Regions from separate parts of the Homo sapiens genome. Here region 1 is linked to region 2. The links are chromatin loops, found by intact Hi-C in ENCODE. Cell type or tissue: chondrocyte. All regions are shown on one strand. Links, peaks and the distances in the headings refer to the core of each region. The heading gives the core; the rest is flanking DNA.

The links. Hi-C counts contacts between places; a loop is a spot of excess contacts. Peaks named below come from ENCODE experiments on the same cell type or tissue, not always from the same donor. Only the 100,000 strongest peaks of a DNase experiment are listed, where the experiment ranks them.
Region 1: it touches region 2 in a loop (2.1-fold over the local background); 24 of 110 quality-filtered maps call a loop at or near these places.

Annotation. Positions count from the first base shown.
Region 1 is chr17:45,715,836-45,725,292 of GRCh38, reverse strand. All of the region lies in intron 3 of LINC02210-CRHR1 (LINC02210-CRHR1 readthrough), which reads right to left. Among named protein-coding and RNA genes, the nearest start is that of CRHR1, 64 kb to the left of the region's middle. RefSeq lists an enhancer at 5,196-5,490. In chondrocyte, for the core only: CTCF peaks have their summits at 2,947 (motif pointing left), 5,105 and 5,308; a DNase peak (open chromatin) is centred at 4,792.
Region 2 is chr17:45,828,157-45,837,613 of GRCh38, reverse strand. It overlaps LINC02210-CRHR1 (LINC02210-CRHR1 readthrough), which reads right to left. Exons shown (of 15, transcript NM_001256299.3): 7 at 8,293-8,399; 8 at 7,400-7,520; 9 at 7,044-7,197; 10 at 6,674-6,734; 11 at 4,404-4,476; 12 at 4,077-4,162; 13 at 3,765-3,900; 14 at 3,566-3,607; 15 at 1,786-2,990. The coding sequence starts at 7,429. The coding sequence ends at 2,850. It overlaps CRHR1 (corticotropin releasing hormone receptor 1), which reads right to left. Exons shown (of 13, transcript NM_004382.5): 5 at 8,293-8,399; 6 at 7,400-7,520; 7 at 7,044-7,197; 8 at 6,674-6,734; 9 at 4,404-4,476; 10 at 4,077-4,162; 11 at 3,765-3,900; 12 at 3,566-3,607; 13 at 1,786-2,990. The coding sequence ends at 2,850. Among named protein-coding and RNA genes, the nearest start is that of SPPL2C, 12 kb to the left of the region's middle. In chondrocyte, for the core only: CTCF peaks have their summits at 5,080 and 5,299 (motif pointing right); no DNase peak of the experiment used is centred there.

The sequences.
Region 1 (9,457 bases), core at 391-8,390, 110 kb after region 2:
AGATCCTTGAAAGGTTACATTTGGAGGGAAAAGTAGACTCATCAGCAAAGAGGGACTGAAGGAAATATGTCTGTCTTGATCTGGGCTCTGAGTTGAAAAAAACCAGCCTTCACTGAGAATTTGGAATCATAGAGTCATAGGCTCTTCTCCTCTGAGGGTTGGGGTTTTAAGGTAGACTGCATATGTGATTTGGAAAACTCCAAACTGAGAAATTTACTTACAAAGTGGGATCAGGTTGGTAGCACTCAGGAGTGTTAATGTTAATCCTCTTTGAAGCTGACACTTTTTTTTTTTTTTTAAGACAGAGTGGCTCTGTAGCCCAGGCTGGAATGCACTGGCATGATCTCAGCTCACTGCAACCTCCTTCTCCCAGGCTCAAGCAATCCTTCTGCCTCAGCCTCCCAAGTAGCTGGGACTACAGGCATGTGCCACCACTCCTGGCTAATTTTTTTTGTATGTTTGGTAGAGATGGGGTTTCACCATATTACCCAGGCTGGTCTCAAACTCCTGACCTCAAGTGATCTGCCCATCTCAGCCTCCCAAAGTGCTGGGATTACAGGCATGAGCCACTACGCCCAGCCCTGAAGCTGACGCTTTTAAGTCATACTTAACAGGATTCTCACAGAGAGAGGTTGTGAATATGAGCTCACAACCTACAATTACAAGGTACACGATAAAATAAACCACCTTGAGTGAAAAATCAGCAGATAAAACAAACAGCAGAATTAGACCTTCAGAAGACCTCAGCTATTGAAATTATAAAATTCAGACTATAAAATAAATATGCTTAAATTAAAGAAAAATACTTGAAAATATAAAAAGCTCTTGCCAAACATTATCCTGCTTCAGCCTCATAAAAACTCTGGGGTTTGCAGGTGAAATTGCATTTGCTCCATTTTTTCAATGAAGAGATACTCAGAGCAGAAGTGAGGAGACCTACTCAGGACCACACAATTAGTAACTGGCAGGACATGAAATCTAGGTCTTCCACCTGCAAAACCAATGCATGCTTCTTGTTTTATCTTCCACCTGTTTTTCAAATGCATGCTCAAGGGCCATTTGGGCCGAAGATGGCTTAGCATGGGTGAAGTGCTCATGGGCTAGTGTAGGCAAAGAAGGCAGGAATGTATACCATTGTCCTTATCCATAACCCAGTCTGGTGTGTCCTGACCCATGGAACTTGGAAACTCCATCCTGTTTATCCTAGGGATTCTGTACTCAGTGAGGGAAGAGGTAAAACAGTGAGAGTGAGGGGTGTGTTGAGGGAAAGAAAGAAGGAGGGGAAAGAAGAGTGAGGGAGAGATGGTAAATAGTGGAGAAATGCTGCTAAAAAGACATTGTCACAAGAAGGGACTGGCAGAGGAAAAATACAAACTTTTGGGTTGACATAGTTTTGAAAGCTACAGAGACTGCTGGTAATTTATGAAATTATATATTCTCTTTCTTCCTCAGTAATACAGTTGGATTTGAGCATGTGCGAACCTGGCTAAGAACCACATTAGTCAGCCTCCGTGGCAGTTAGATGTGACCACAGCCCTAAGTTCTCATCAACAGAATGTGAGCAAAAAGGGTGCTCACTTCCAGGCTGGAACCCTGGCCTGAATGTTCATGTTTCCCCAGAATTGTGTTGATACCTGATCCCCAATACAATAGTATTAAGAGTTGGGGACTGTGGAAGACGATTAGGTGATGAGGGCTCCACCTTTTTTAAGGAATTAATGCCCTTATAAAAGAGGCCCAAGGGAGCTTGTTCCCTTCTTCCACCATTCCACCATGCAAAGCCAGCGAGAAGGTGCCATCTATGAGGCGGAGAGTGAGACCTTACCAGGCACCGAATCTGCTGCCACCTTGATCTTGAACTTCCCAGCTTCTAGAACTGTGAGCAATAAATTTCTGTTGTTTATAAGCTACCCAGTCTAAGGTATTTTTGTACAGCAGCATGAATGGACTAAGATAAGCCCTAAGACAGCGGGTATGCCTCCATGGACACCTAAACTAGGGGTCAACAGAGCCACACCACAGAAGGAATCTGGATCCCTGTTCTTCTGTGTGAGTGAAGTCACCCACTGACTTGAAATATCCACCTGATTAGAGGAAAGAGAATTCAACTTCTATCTTCTGAGTTTTTGTTAGGTGGTTTGTGACAACAGCCTGGCTTATACTAACTAATACACCAAGGAAAATCCCCAGCTGATTACTGAGAGGGAGTCAGATGCAAAACTCTACAACACACTGGCATGAACCAAAATCCATGAAGGATAAGGGGTCTGTCACAGGTGATGTAATAGAAGTGTCATTGTCACCTGTTTTACGCTGCTGCAGGGTTACAGTTTTTCCTAATTTGGTTTTTTCCTTTTTATTTTTTCATGAGACAGTTTTCACTCTGTCACCCAGGCTGGAGTGCAGTGGCACAATCATGGCTTACTGCAGCCTGGAACTCCCAGGCTCAAGCAATTCTCCCACTTCAACCTCCTGAACAGCTGGGACCACATGTGCACGCCACCACGCCTGGCTGATTTTTAAATTGTGTTGTAGAGATGGGGTCTCACATGCTGCCCAGGCTGGTCTTGAACTCCTGGGTTCAAGCGATCCTCCTGCCTCTGCCTCCCAAAGGGCTGGGATTACAGGTGTGAGCCACCACGCCTGGCTGGTTTTTTCTTTTTTAAATACTATTTCAACACATATAGAACTTGGACTTTTATTTCACGACTTACATCACGGCTTTCATGTACTTGTGACCATTCTCACGTTTCTAATGTCGTGAAGTGTTGTATTTTTCCCTCTGAGGCACTTTGAAAGCAAGTGCTTTTACTGGGGGCTCCACCGCTACACGGACGATGGAGGGCAGCGCTGGGCCAGGAAGAGCCCAGCTGGGCCAGCCTGGTGGTGAGGAGTGTTTTGCTCTCCCGGCTGCTTCCATCTCTGGGCTGTCTCTCCCCCTGCTGGACAGTGGCCTCAGGCTGGGTCCCAGGGAGACTGTCTAAAGCCACTGTCCTTCTAAAGATGAGCTGTGTGTGAAGTGCCAGGAGAGTAGACTGTCAGCCCCACCCCATGAAGACCTGCTGAGCAGAAGGCACAGGAGTGGCCCCCCTGGGGAGGCCTGAGAGTGCTTCATACAAATCATGCCAACTCCATCTGTGGGAAAAGACTTTGGAGGGTCTCACCCCGTCTCCACTGTGGTGCTGGGGACGGTGACAAGGGCCTTATAGCCCTTTCACAAAAGCAAAGCAAGTCAGAGCCAGAAGGGCCTTCAGACACTCCTCAATCCAACCTTCTCCATCTACAGAATGGAAATTGAGGCCAAGAGCAGGGAAGGAACTTCCAGATAGAGCTTAAGTCTCGGGTCCCCGGCAAGAACATTTTCTGCTAAAGCCGGCCAGCTCCCTACAGAGTTGTATAGGCAGCTTCATTTCCACAGCCCATTTTGTATTAAAAAAGCAAACCACAAACAACATTCCATCCGCTCTAACTGAAAATAAACGCAGGCCCTCAAGATGCTGGCCCCTGAGCTCATTAAAAGCAAGGTTTCCTGACTCTCTGGAAGGAAGACGACTTCCACACCCTGGTGGGATACTGAATGTGCCCTGTGGTACACAGGAGGAGACCTAGACTAGGTGACAGACCAGTGGCTAGAAGCCAATGACCTGGATTCTGGTGTTAAATAAAATGTATGGGAGGGCATTGATTTGGACTAAGCTCCTGCACTAGGCTCTAATAGCTCAACCCAAAATGGAGTCACTCATGCTAAGGTTACATGACCAAACCGAAACCTAAGTTGTTTACTTATGAGATCTGACCTTCCAAGAAATCAGGAGAGAGATGGTAGCCAAATCCCCAAACAGGCCAGTTTTAGTTGGCTGAAGAAGAAAGTCTCTGCATTAACCCTTACGAGGAAAGTAACCTGAAGTAACCTAATGTTAACCAATCTTCTTTTTTGTACTATGCTGTTTTCTTGTTCCTGCTCAAGTTACCATACAAAAACCAACTGTCCTTGGCCAGGTGCAGTGGCTCATGCCTGTAATCCCAGCACGTTGAGAAGCCAAGGCAGGAAGATTGCTTGAAGCCAGGAGTTTTGAGACTAGCCTAGGTAATGTAGTGAGACCCTGGCTCTATAAAAGAAAAAAATTTAAAATTGGCTGGGCATGGTGATGTGCGCCTATAGTCTCAGCTACTCAGGAGGCTGAGGTGGGAGGATCACTTGAGCCCAGGAGTTCGAGGCTGCTGTAGTGAGGCATAATTGTGCCACTGCACTTCATCCTGGGTGACAGAGTGAGGCCCTGTCTCAAAACAAAGCAAAATAACAACAACAAATCTCAAACAACTGTTCTGCCAATGGGGTGGAGCACCTTTCTAGACATTTCCTAGATGGAATACTGCCTGATTCATAAATCCCTAATAAAAGTCAATTAGATGACAGTGTCATTGGGCCTTATTATTAAACTTACTAAACTCAACTTGTTGAAATTTGGTTCTTTGACGCAGGTCACACCTAGAACTTCGTGTGGCTGTGGGACCCTCGGGTGCCCTTTCTGAGCTTTGAAATTTCAGGGAGAAATTTCAGAGGGAATTGGATCCGGTGATATTCCATGATTCTAATTGCAGAGGAAGGAAACGTTTTTAGGCCAATAGGGCAGGCAAAGCAGTATCCTGTTTCCCGGTCAGCCCAGCCCAGAAGACAGCAGAGAGAAGAGCCAGCTTGAGCGGGGGCACAGGGAAGAGGTCTTCCCAGCCACCCTGTACGGGGGCTCTGAAGCCGGGCACTGCAGCAGAGAAAAACTGTGGCACAGGGTCCGTTTGCGGAGCACGTGGGCCTGCTGGGTCTGGGAGTGTCTTCCCACAGGGGTGTCTTCCTGGTGTGAGAAGTCATTTGCCAGGGGCTCTAGCTGGAAGCGAGTGAAGCTCTTGACAGAGAACCCGCAGGCCCATTTTTGCCCGTGCACTCATCATCCACCCTTTCTTGCAACCCTGACAAGGCTGAATGTGGCCCAAACTCGGGCTCCTGCAGGCCTAGCTTCCTTCCGCAGTGCCAGCATCGCCCCTATCCTGGGCATCCCCTGACTCTGTGCCCACTGTTCCCAGGGCTGAGCTCCCTGCCACTTTCTTTGGTCTGGAGAATTACAGCTCCTAATGAAACACAGCCACAACACCCCTGTGCCAGGATATGCTTCTGTTGTAGCCCAGGATGTAAAACTACTTCATACACTCTCAAAATTAGCTTCCGACTCCTCTCCATGAGTAAATGCACAGCAGTCTATTCAAAACCCCACACTGTGGTTTCCTGGGAGGTAGGGATCATTTGTAACCAGAAGGAACATGAGACTGCACCTCTGGTGGCCAGCCTGAGAAGACAGTTGGAGTTTCTGGCTTTCATTCCATTTCTGTCTGTCTTCCACTCAGCCAGGGCAGCTTGCTGACTGAAGTCCTATGCGCATGACTCAGAGGCAGACTGACTCCCTCTAACCACATCTTCCATCAGTTCCAGGCCACCCCCAACCTGCCTTAGGCTCAAGCCTTCCAGCTGGCCTCCACCTCCTCTCCCACCCACCATTTTCCAATCTCCGCAAGGAACCCTCCCTGCAGCCTTGATTTCTGATGCTTCATCTCTCTCTGTCTCTTCTCCCCCAGAGTGTCTTCAGTCCTTTCTGCCAGGAAGCCTCTTCTTCCTTGCTTCAAAATTCTCTTCCACCTCTCCTTTTTCTCTTGCTTCTTCTTCCCCTCTCTGCCTTTTCCACTGAAGCCCTCCTTGATTAAGCAGGAGAGAAAGGAGAACATTCCTGAGCCACCTGTAACTGTGCAGCATGACATCATTCTTTCTGCTGGACTCTGCATACCAGGACCAGAGGAGGCAGGTGGCATCCCCTGCTCACCCACACCAGCTGTACCGGTTCTTCCTTTTTGGAATTAGTAAAGCCCATTCTAAAGTTTATAGAGAAAAATAACCAAGCAAGAATAGGCATATTCTAAAAAAGAATAGTGAGGGGGCCCAGACCTACCAGATATTTAAAACAGTATAAAGAAATGGCAATTAAAACAACACGAGTAGATAGATCAATGGAACAGAAAAAAAAAGTATAGAATGAAACCAGAAAGAAACACCAATCTGGTATGTGGTAAAGAATGTGTTTCAAATCACTGGGGATACGATGGATTACGTATTTTAAAAATTGAACAACTCAGTAGTTATCTGGAAAACAAAGTTGCTCTAAAAAAAGCCTCTCTTTACCCAAAAACTAGAGCAAATGCAATCTCATTTGCATGCCCCAAAGAATTTTTATGGGGCTGAATTTCGTAACTAATTGGCATTAAAGAAAAAATACTTGAAAACATACGAAGCACTTGCCCAAACATTGTACCTTATCTAAATCTCAGATGCTTTAAAGTCTTAAATATATAAATGAGTCATAAAAATACTACCGAGAGATTTTAAAAATTAAATGGAGATGGAAAGACCTTTAAAAAATAGGGTACAAAACCTAGAAAGCATAAAGAAAAAGTTGACAAATTTGACTATATAAAAGTCATATTTCCTCCAGGGGAAAAATATCATAAGCAAACAACAAACTGGCATCTCTTTGAACAGGGAAAGGGTTTAGTTTTATATATATATATATGAAGATTCCTCCAGAGCCATAAGAACAGTTCACAGTGTGGTATGGTGGCTCATGCCTATAATCCTAGCACTTTGGGAGGCCAAGGTGGGTGGATTGCTTGAGCCTAGGAGTCTGAGACCAGCCTGGGCAACATGGCAAAACCCTGTCTCTACAAAAAATACAAAAATTAGCCAGGTTTGGTGGCACTGTCTGTAGTCCCAGCTACTCAGGAGGCTGAGGTGGGAGGATTGCTTGAGCCTGGGAGGCAGAGGTTGCAGTGAGCTGAGATCATGCCACTGCACTCCAGCCTGGGCAATAGAGTGAGACCCTGTCTTAAAAAAAAAAAAAAAAAAGGAAAAACCTCACAAGAAGCAAAAAAGAAGAAGAAGAAGGAGGCAGAGGAGGAGGAGGAGAAGGAAGAGGAGAATGAGGAGGAGGAGAAGGAGGAGAAGGAGAAGAAGAGTTCACAAAGAAGAACTAGTGGTTTTTAAACAGGTGAAAAAACGTTCAACCTCACTCATAAAAGAAATGCAAATTATGCTACAAGGGGATAGTGTTTTTTCACCTGTCAAATCAGCAAAGTAACATATCCTCATACATTGCTGGTGAGAGTGTAAATTAGTACAATCTCTGAAGAAGGTAAGTTGGCTCTATCAGAATTAAACATGTATATGCCCTCTGACCCAGAAATTCTCCTCCTAGTTATTTATCCCACAGATTAAATGTAAAAGGGTGTATATGCAGGGCTGTTGTATTGAAGCATCTCTTGAAAAACAAGATAAATGGCTAAGGGAGGAATTGACTAAATGAATTATCTGTAAAATAGAATACAAGCAACTGTTTAAAAACTGTGGCTACTAGGCTAGGTGCAATGGCTCACGCCTGTAATCCCAGCACTTTGGGAGGCCGAGATGGACAGATCGCTTGAGCTCAGGAGTTTGAGACCAACCTGAGCAACATGGCAAAACCCCATCTCTACAAAAAAAAAAAAAAAATATATATATATATATATATATACATATATACATATATATATATACATATATACATATATATATATATACACATATATACATATATATATACACACATATATATGTATATGTATATATATATGTATATGTGTATATATATATATGTATATATATATATACAAAAATTAGCTGGGTGTGGTGGCTCATGCCTGTAGTCCCAGCTACTCAGGAAACTGAAGCAGGAGGATCGTGTGAGCCCAGGAGGCAGAGATTGCAGTGAGCCGAGATCGCGCCATTGCACTCCAGCCTGGGCAACAGGGTGAGACCCTGTCTCTAAATAAATAAATAAATAAAAACTGTTGCAACTCTCTCTGTGTGCTGAAAGATCTTCAGGATAAGTGAAAAAATCAAGGAGCCAAAAAAAAAAAACCCACAAAGTATATGCATGGTGTGTAACTGTGTTACCTGTTCCAGGAAAATAAAAGTAATTTTCACACATATGCATTTATCGACACAGGCTGTCTCTGAAAGGATCTGTGAGAAAGTGGAACGGTGGCTAATGTGGGGTGGGGCTGTGTGTCTGGAAAGAAAAGGACACTTTCCACAGGATACCCTTTTGTAGGTTTTAGATTTTGTTCTAACAAATGAAATCATTTAAAAGCAACAAAACCCAGTTCTTCCTGCAGTCTCCCTGAGCTTTCCTGGCACGGTGGATCCTCATTTCTTGTTGATTCTTTGCTGCTGGCCTCATTTCAAAGCCCACTCTGATGATCCATCCCCACCACTCTCGAAAAAAAACCGGCCAGGCGCAGTGGCCTATAATTTCAGCACTTCGGGAGGCCGAGGCGGGCGGATCACTTGAGGTCAGGAGTTCGAGACCAGCCTCGCCAACATGGTAAAACCCCATCTCTACTAAAAATACAAAAATTAGCCGGGTGTGATGGCTCTTGCCTGTAGTCTCAGCTACTTGGGAGGCTGAGGCAGGAGAATCGCTTGAACCTGGGAAGCTGAGGTTGCAGTGAGCCGAGATCACGCCACTGCTCTCCAGCCTGTGCGACAGAGTGAGACTCCTTCTAAAAACAAACAAACAAAACAAACAAACAAACAAAGCATGCATTTCCCATGGAGGGAGTTCCTGGAACCCTCCTGGGCTTCACCACTACCCTCTGGAAGAGACCCCCTCCAACATCCGCTGGCGGGTAGATGAAGCCACAGCCACTGAAACAAATGAGACAGTTAAGCTGCCCCCTCCTCCCACCCCACCCCCCAGCAACTTCCATACATCCGGCTGTTTCAAAGAGCAGACAAGGCCAAGGCCAGGACAATCCCTCAGATCAGATTCCTTGGTGTGTGTGTGAATGTTAGTGTGTGTGTGTATGCTCACACCCGTGTGTGTGGAGGCAGGTCTGGGGGCAAAAGGAGAAGGAAATCCACCCACATCAGCGTGCATTTTCCCAGCTGAGAAGTGCCACATCACTAGTAGAAAATGGGAACAGGTCCCATGGAGCTTATGATTGTCCCGAGGCATCTGGCAAGATTCCTGTTGGGCTTGGAAAGTCATTCCTCCTTCCCATCGGCATTCCCTAATCCCTTGCTGGGACCACCTAGCTCAGGCTGGGGTGCAGCATGCCACTCAAGGGAGGGGAGCACACAAAGGCAAGCCGCATGGTCCTCACTTGGAAGAGCAGCCTACAGGAACTGCGGGGGAGCTGAGAGACCAGGCTGATGGTTCCCAAACATTAAAAATACAGGTTCCCAGGGCCCATCCCATCCACTGAAGCAGAGCCTCCAGAAAGTGGGGTCAAGGATTCAGCATTTTAAATATTTTTCCAGATGATGCTGATGTAGCCTATCCAAGAGGTGCTGTCTGGGGTCTTGAACCAGGGCAAGCCA
Region 2 (9,457 bases), core at 444-8,443:
TCCCTGGGGTCCCCCCTGGGTGGCTGCTCATCTCTCACCCAAGACCTAGCACAGTGCTGAGCACACAGTAGGTGCCCAGAAGGTGCCTGGCAGTGAGAGCAGCCAGGAAGCCCACTCAGGAAAGCGGGGTGCGGCCTGGCTGGGCTTATCCACACTTCCTGGTCTGTACCGTCCCTTCCCTGTCTTCCCCTCACCCCCACCCTCTCGGCTCCTCCACCCCTGCGGTGCGACCCTCATCCCATCCCCACTGGCATTGTCTCGGGAAAGCCTCGCCTTCTCACTTCTCCACCTTCACTGGGTGAGAGGCAGAGTTGGGAAAGCTGTCTCCGTTGTGGCCATTAGAGACTCAGGTCACTTCTAGTCTCTCCAGGCAGCCAGGACCCTTTACTGGGCTTCTTCCCACTCCCCACAATATCCCCCACGTTGCTCTGGAAGCCTCCAGCCTACCTCTGTCACGGTGCTCCCTGGGTCCCCCACCCCATCTCTCTACTTCAGGGCACAGAGCTTGGAGAATTGGCAGAGCAGAGTACCCCATAGGGCCTTCAAGGATATCCTTAGCTACACCCGGGCCCAGGCCCTCCCCAACGAAACGTGCCCTCCCTCAGCAGGAGCTGCGGGGCTTTCGGCACTGTGTCACCTTTGTCTGTTCCTGGTGTCCTGACACTGCAAGCTCTTGTGTGCGCCTGGGTGCACAAGTGCACATGTGTATACACACGTCCCACCCACGGGGCTCTCCTCCCTGGTTAGAGAGACCCAGAGACAAGGCCCGGGCTGCAGTGGGGCCCTGTGTCCAGTTCTGGTGTTCCACCCACACCCCCTGCCCCTCCAATGCAGCACACACTGGCTTCCACCCACCCGCACATCACTGTGCCGGAGAACTCTCTCTGGCCCTCTGTAGCCTGATGTGGGAATGCAGAAGAGTTCATGTCCCCCTGGGAGCAGCCCTCAACCCGCAGCTGATGGGAGATGGTGGATAAATACCCCAGCTCCCTCACCTGTTGGGTGGGATGAGGGAGGGCTTCCCCAGCGGAAGGGAGCTCCAGGCGCCCACAACAGTGTTGGAGTGTCAGTCCTGCCCCAGAGGCCACCCAGGGCTATACAAGCTCTGGCCCGGAGTTGGGGGCACTGAAGCCAGCAAGCCAGGGGAGCCTGAGTGTGCCACCCACCTCAGAGCGGCACTGGCCAGGGCTGGGGCATACCTGTCTCTTGCTCACAGGCTACCGTGTCCCCCTCTAGCCCCCACCTTTCCCCTGCCTTCCTTGCCTGGCTTCACTCCCTGTTGCCCTCTCTGTACTCCCCTTCCCTCGAGTTTGCACAAGAAACCTCAGGGTCTCAGGGATGGCTTCTTGTGGCGGCCCTAGTGGAGACAGCTGCATTCACAGCCTGTCCAGTGGCCCAGCATCCTAATTCTGCTTCCCACCAATCAGCACAGCTCCTGCCTGGGGCTGGGACACACTCCCGTCTCCTTTGTTCCTTCCCCTGACCCATGGTGTCCCTCCTCTGCATCCCTAACCGTGGCCCTCCTCTCCCTCTAATTCACCTCCTCACAACAAGCTGTCCCTAACTAAGGGGGCCCTGGCCAGACCCACCTGTTCCTCGAAGCCCTCCCTCCTGCCCTCACCCCTCTCCCGGCCCTCAGGGGCTCTCCTGGCACCATCCTTGCCGGGGTGAGAGTGGGGTCAGGTTTCTCAGCAACACAGCAGCCCCTGAAAGCTGGGAAGCAGCCCCCACCTCTGTGAGACACCCTCTCCATCCAGCCCCCTGTGGAGTCCAGGCCTTCACAAATGCTGGTTGAAAAGATAAATATTATTTATACCAGCCACCCGCCTCACAGCCGACACCCTCATCTTCTAGTGCCCCCCAAAGCCCTGCCCTGGCTGTCCAGTCCCTCTGGACATGGGCAGGTCAGTGGGGGCTGCGGCCGGTCCACACCTGGAGTGTAAGCAGCACGTTGTCCCAAGAGCCACTTGGGCAGGGGTCTTCTCCTGGCTTGCTTAGCTAGTGGTCCTGCCCCAGAGGCCATCCAGGGCTACAAGCTCTGCCCCAGAGGCTGGGACTGGGACACCCCTGGCTCTTGCTCACAGGCCACTCTGCCCCCTCCAGCCCCCATCTTCTCACAAAAGAGGAAAAGGAGCAGGAGGTGACTGGTATGGGGTGGTTAAGTGAGGGGAAGCTGGCCTGGCCTGCAGGGTACTAAATGTTCAGGGTGAAGGCAGCAAGGCAGGGCATTGCTGGTGGCAGTGCCACAGTGCCAGTAAGGTTCTGGAGGCCTGGGGGGGTGACTCTAGTGCTGTGGCCGCAAGTCTGATGATGACACCTGACTTCTGTCTCCAGGGTTCCTGAGTGAGGGCCCTTGGTTCCCAGTGGTGTCGGAAGGCATCACCGAGGTCCAGAGGCGTCATCGTGGTGAGTCAGAGGCTGTCACGAGTTGCCCATGATGCCCCAGGGCAGCAAATGGCCTCCCCACGGTTGCCGAGGGCAGCCCCAGGGCCCAGTGGGCTGGCCTTCTTGTGCTCTGGGAGAAGACAGCCTTGGAGGGACATGCGTGCTGCTGTAGGTGTCCAGCGCCCCATTTCAATTCATTCCCATGTCCCTTCTCCAGGGAGGATTGGGCAGGGAAGCCAGAGGCCCTGGGCCCGGCCCAGTCCTGTAGGTGACTTTCCACTCATGAGCTAGAGTCCTGCACGGCTGCAGGGGGAGAGCGGCCCCCCCAGGCTGTCAGTGCCAGCTGCTCCTGGGGGAGTGGGCATGAGACCTAACAGGTCACCTCCACAGGCAGGGTGGTCAGGGAGCCTGGCCGTCATCCCCCCAGCCACAGCTCTTTGGGGGCTGCTCCATGACCTGCCAGCTCAGACTGCTGTGGACTGCTTGATGCTGTGAAAGCTGACACGGGTTGGGGAGGTGGGGATGGACATGGCACGGGCCACTCGGGCACGGATCGAGTGCTTGTCCTGCCACCGGTGCCACCTCTTCCGGATGGCAGAACGGACCTGTGGGCACAGGGAGGAGCACGACATCTGAGCCTGTGGCTCAGGACCCCCTCCCTCCCCTGGGCCGCCACGAGCAGCTGTGCAGGTAAGCGGCTGTGCAGGTCAGCTGAGTACATGGAAGTCCTCAGTAGGGGATGACACTCACAGCCTTAACACGACTGCTTTGCATATTTGTCGGAACAGGTTTCTCAAATGTCCTGGGGAAGGGGCACCCTTTTCTAACCCACACGAAGGCACCATATGCCCTTTGCCATGAAGGCTCCCTGCCCTCAACCCACATGTATCCCCTGCCCAGGGCTCAGCCCTTCCTGGTTTTCACAGGCTCATCAAAGATACTGGAGCTCTGGCTTCCAGCCTGGTGCCAGCGGCCTCTGAGAGCAAAGGAGGGGGCTGTCACTGTGGGAGTGGACAGGTGGGAGGGGCCACCCTGGGGCTCCCAGCAGCATACCCCTAGGGACCTAGGAGCAGGGAGGGAGAGAGGCAGCCCTGGGAGGGGAGGAGAAGGCTCTAGACAATCGCCAGTCCCAACAGGCCTCACAGCCCTGAACCCCGCTGCAGGGCCCCCGGGTCCTCACCTCACTATTGAGGAAACAGTAGAACACAGACACAAAGAAGCCCTGGGGAGGAGAGAGGAGGCGTCAAAGGTCGGCTGCAGGTGTTGCCCACCCAGCCTCTGGGCTGCCCCTTGCTTCTCCCTGGCCTCCTGCCCTCCAGGCCTCTGCTTGGCAGAATCCCCACCCAAGGAGGTGCTGATGTGTCCCTCCAGGGCTGTACCTGGAAGGATTCCAGGAAGGAGTTGAAGTAGATGAAGACGACCCGGGAGACCTCATCCTCCCCGGGATTGACGAAGAACAGCATGTAGGTGATGCCCAGGAGGGGCAGCAGCACCAGAGTGGCTTTCACAGCCTTCCTGGGGTGGGGCGGGTGGGGAGGCTCGGAGTCACAGCCCACCCCAGGACGGGCTGCCCGCTGGCTCGGCAAAGAGGGCCAGGTCGGGGGAGGGAGTGGCAGGTCTCTGGCACGTGAGAGGCATGGGGAGCAGGGGTTTCATCAGGGGGAGGCCTGAGGAAGGTGGTACCCGGTTACCTGTACTGAATGGTCTCAGACGTGGTGGATGCCCGGAGCTTGGTCATGAGGATGCGGACGATGTTGAAAAGGAAGATGAAATTGATCTGCAATTTGAGCACACCAGCGGGCCGGAGTGTGCAAGAGGCTTGGGACCCAGGCTTCTCAGCTCTGGCCTCAGTGCCCCTGCTGTTCTCCCTCCTCCTCATGAGCACCTGCACATCTCTGACCCATGCCCCCTCTTTGGGTGGCCCCCACCTCTAGGTAGAGGAGTCCTTTCTGTCCACGGTTGGCACTGATTGCCCCTCCCCACTGGGCCCTGTCTCCTGCCCCTACCCAGGTTCTTACCAGCAGGACCAGGATCATGGGGCCCTGGTAGATGTAGTCGGTGTACACCCCAGGCCTTTTGCCAAACCAGCACCTAGAAGGCCACAGAGGAAAGGGGAGGAAGGGTCATCTGCGTCCACCTCGATGGCATGGGGAGGGACAGTGCTTGGCCAGGACAGGACTGGGGCTGGAGGCCAAGAGGTAGATGTCCCAATTCCAACCCTGGCAGAAGGTCAAGTCACTTGATCCCACTGCCATGCCTCAATTGTCCCATCTGCAGAACGGACAGCATCCTCTGTGATGAGATGCAAAGTTGGAAGCAAGCACCGGGGCAGGAGGTAGACAGTGGGAAAGACTGAGTGGCTGGGAACGGGCATGGGCCCAACACGAGGCTGCATCCTCGGCTCCTCCTCACAGTCCCCTGGCAGTGGCTGAGGCCCAGCATGCCCTCTGGGGGGCTGCTGGTGGGAGTGGCACCACACCTGTCACCCAGTGGGCACCCAGCAGTTCGCAATCTCAGCCTGAATCTGTCCAGTCACAGCCTGAACAACCTTGAGAGGAATACTTGCACAGGTTCTACCTGCTGCAGGAGGTAATTGCTTTGCATTTTCCCGAGTGTCCCTCCAGCAAGCTCCAGGGAGGCCTGGGGAGTGGGTGGGGACCAGACAAACTGGAAGCCCTTATGTCCTCGTGGGTATGAAGACCCCCAGTGGCTAGATCTCATAAGCCAGAAATTGAGATTTGTAAATGAAACCTTTGGATTTTTTAAAGGTTGGCTACAAAATCGAGTTTTCAGAAAACACCATGCTGGCCACACACAGCTTCTGAGGGCCGGGTCCAGTCCTCGGGCCTCTGGTCTGCAAGTTCGTTTCTGGTTTCTCACACCCAGATCCTCTCTGTTGCAGTGTTGAATTCTCACCACCAGGTGGAGCTTCAGAGCCGCTCAGACTCACTTTCTCCTTTAGCCCAAACAGTTTTTGTTTTGCTTTGTTTTTTGAGACTCATGGAGTCTCACTCTGTTGCCCAGGCTGGAGTGCAGTGGCACGATCTTGGCTCACTGCAACCTCTGCCTCCTGGGTTCAAGAGATTCTCCTGCCTCAGCCTTCCCGAGTAGCTGGACTACAGGTGCGCACCACCACACCCAGCTAATTTTTGTTTTTTTGTTTTTTTTTTAGTAGATACGGGGTTTCACCATGTTAGCCAGGCTGGTCTCAAACTCCTGACCTCAAGTGATCCGCCTGCCTCGGCTTCCCAAGGCCTCAGCCAGCCTGAGTCAGGAGGGAGTCAGGAGGGAGTCAACCACATAAACACGCAAGATAATCTTCCAGGCTCCTCTTTCAGCCCAATGAAGCCGTGCAGGCCCCCTCCCCTCCATGGGGGAGGAGAGGGCTTGTCACTGTGGTGGAGGCCACTTGGACGCCAGGTCCGTCAGTCAGATAGGTTCCCGGGAACACTTGTTTGGCAAAGAAGGTCCTGGGGCTCCCCTGCCATCCATGTCCACCTTTTCTGCCCCGCTCTCTCTCAGTGGTTCTCAATCTGAGCTGCACATTAGAATCACCTGGGCAGTTTTCAAGACTTCTGGGTGCCAGGCCACACCCCAGACCAATTGCGCCTGATTCTCTGAGGGTGAAGCCTGGGCATTGGTACTTTTCCAAGCATTCCAGGTGATTCTAATGTGAGCCAAAGTTGAGCTCCACTGCAGCAGAAATCAAGTTTCCAGGCACGATTGGAAACATCTGAGTCCATTTCATAAGGAACCAAAGAACTTCAGAGCTGGAAGAAGCCTCTGAGATCATCTAGGTCCACTTCTATTAAATTCATGGACTCTTTTATTAAGATGTCTTAATATTAATAGAACACATTTATATAGCATTTACTCTATGTGCCAGGAGCTATTGTAAATGCTTAATATAGATGGACTCATATCACCCCACAACAGCCCTTTGAGGCAGTAGCATGTCCATTTTACAGATGAGGAAACTGAGGCACACTGCAGTAATCTGTCCAAGGTCACACAGCTATTTGAACCTGGGCAGTCTGGCTCCAGGCTGCTTCCTGTGTAAGCTCAAGGCAGATAAAGGAGGCTGGGTCCTGCTTGTCCAGCCCCACCCAGGCAGAGCACAGGCAGGGACCCTCTGAATGAGTCCAGCCCCCAGATCTCTCCCTTTATAGATGCAGAAACCATGGTCCTGAGGGGAAAAAGCCAGCATGGCCAATGCCCGTGGGGAGTGTCACCAAGCTGGGCTGGGAGCCTAAACCTTGGGGTCAGGAAGGGAAAGGAGATGACTTACTTCTCATTGTCGTAGTACAGCTTCCCAATGGCCCAGGCCACAATGATGGGGAAGGGCACACCTGGGGGAGAGATGGGCTGTCACAGAGCCCTCAGCGGGGGCTGGAGGATGTGGGCCTGGAGAACCCCAGTGCAGCCCAGGCTCCAGGGGGTCTGGGGTTACTCAGGGTGGATCTCAAACTCACACACCTCCTTCAAGGTGCTTCTACTGCCGCCCACCCCCAAGAGGAGCAGAGGGCTATCGTGCACACCTTACCGCCCCAACCCGACCTCCATCCCTCAGGCCCCCCAGCCCGCTGGCCTGAGTCTGGAGGAGAGGGCAGCCCGGCGGCCGCCACTGCCCAGGCTGCGGAGGTGGCTGCCCAGCTCACCCCAGCCAATGCAGATGAACATCCATTTGCGCAGCCGGTCAGTGGAGTAGGTGAGCACGATGGCTGTGTGCAGGTAGCAGCCCTCGCCGAACATCCAGAAGAAGTTGGTCACATGGAAGTAGTTGTAGGCGGCTGTCACCAACCTGCACCAGCCCTGCCACCCCACCCCCAACCAGAGATGATGATGGGGGGCAGGGGAGGCACCAAACCCTGGGCCTGGGCCTCCCCAGGGCAGGACAGGGCATACCCTGGGATCCCACTCCTGTTCTGTGGGCTCCTCCTCTGCAGGGCAGGCGGGCCCCTCCTCTGACCTGGGTTTGGCCTGACCTGCTCCCCGCTCCCCTGCCAGGACGTACCACGTTGCTCTGGTGGACCTCGGGGCTCATGGTTAGCTGGACCACGAACCAGGTGGCGTTGCGCAGGATGAAGGCGGAGATGAGGTTCCAGTGGATGATGTTTCGCAGGCACCGGATGCTCCTGGTGCAGCAGGGCGGGTGGATGATGGGAGCGATAGGAGAGAGAGGATGAGGGGTAGGCCACCTCCATCACCCCAGCCCAGATGTGTAGATGAGGAAACTGAGGCACAGGGTGGGGCTGACTGGCCAAGTCACACAGGGAGGTGACAGCCAGGCTCTCCTAATGCCCCATGGAGCCCTTCCTGCCTGCAGCCCACCCAGACATAAGCCCCAGGCAGAGCCTGGCACTCCATGGAGCCTGTGCTCCATGGACCAGGGCAGCTGGATTCCTGGCGATGCCCGCTTCCCCTGGGGGTGCCTTCTACTCCCTGCCATTCCAGGATGGACAGTCACAGGGGTCAGCCCTGCTCCCAGCCTCCAGCCCTGATGCTCGGCTCCTGATCCCAACCATCCCCATCCCCGGCTCTGCCACCTGCATCCTTGGCGGTAGTGCTGGGGCCCAGGTACCTTCGAACCTGAAATGGGGCACCACTCCATGGAGCCCCCACCTCCAGGGCTCCATCTGCCTGGTCACCCCAATGGGTGCAGCCTGGCCTGGGTATGGGTGACATAAGACAAGTTTTGTCCCTCCCCACCATTCCAGCAGCTACTGGGGAGAGGGCAGAGCGGCTCTGCCAGAGGTTCCCAGAGACCTGAGACTCTCAGATAAGCCAGCCCCTGCCACCCTCTCCCAGCAACCCCCACCCCAACCTAGAGCTGCTCCTCTCACTTCTCCACCCTGCTTCTGCTCTAGGTCCTGGGGACAGGAGGAGGCAGTGCTGGGGTCTTCTCACCTGAGCCGCAGAAAGAGGACAAAGGCCACCAGGAGGGCCACCAGGGAGATACAGTGGCCCAGGTAGTTGATGATGACTGCGACATGGTAGTGCACCTTGCTTTTTTTCTGGAGCAGGAGAGAGGGGCAGAGGTGAGCCTTCTGCTGGATGGGAGCTGCTCTGTGAGGACATCGCCTAGGGGTGGCTGGGATGGAGCGGGTCATGATCTCAAGGGCCACTCCCCCTTCCTGAGCATCTGCTGAGGGTCAGGCCTCGCTGCAGAGCAACGCCGTCCAGTTTGAGGCTCTGCTTGTCCCTGAATCCCATGCTGTGTTCACTGCTCCGTGTTGTGTCGAACTGAATCTCCACATCACGTGGGATTCCCCACTCCACATGGACCCCCCGCCCCTGCATGCACAAGCACATGTGGCCGGCTCACAGGTGCGCCCTCACACTCGCATCTACCCATGCTGCCACCCAGTCAGAACACCAGGTGGACCTCTCAGCTGCAGAGACACCAAACTCCCGGGATTTCTCTTCTCCACCCATTTCTGAACTGAGTCACCACCTTCTCAGCCACCCCTAAATCCCTCCTGCTGCAATGCCGCCTGCTCCTGTGAGCAAGGAGGGGCCGGGCAGCTGCTGGGCTCTGGCATCCACAGAATCAGCAGAAACCACAGAAAAGTCTCCTTAGGCTCCATAACTCACTTTCCGGGGCCTTCCCCATCCCTGGCCCAAGGGGATCTGTGCAGAGTGAGCAGGATCCTCTCCCAGGACTGTAACACATTCCCCGGGTTTATTTCTTAATGAATTTAATATACTGATGGAGGTCACTGCCCTCCTCTTTACAGCAATCTTGAGTTCCAAGAGTGGTGAAGCCTTCCTGTTTACAGAGGATTTTCATATCTGTTATCGTCTTAAACCATCAGGGCAACCCCGTGGGGGGAGCCGGAAAGGCATCTGGGCTTTATTTTGTAGGAAAACAGCACAGAGGTTATGCTGACGCGCTGGAGGTCGCGCAACTCCAAAACCACCTCTTGCCTGCACATGTAGATTGGCAAGATACGAAGGCTGCAAACAGGTCCCCAGCCCATAATAGGGGACTGGTCAGTCCCCATGCCCAGCTCTCTGCAGACTCCTGCCCAAGAGCACAGCCCCCATCCACACTTTTATAGGTCCCAAGAAG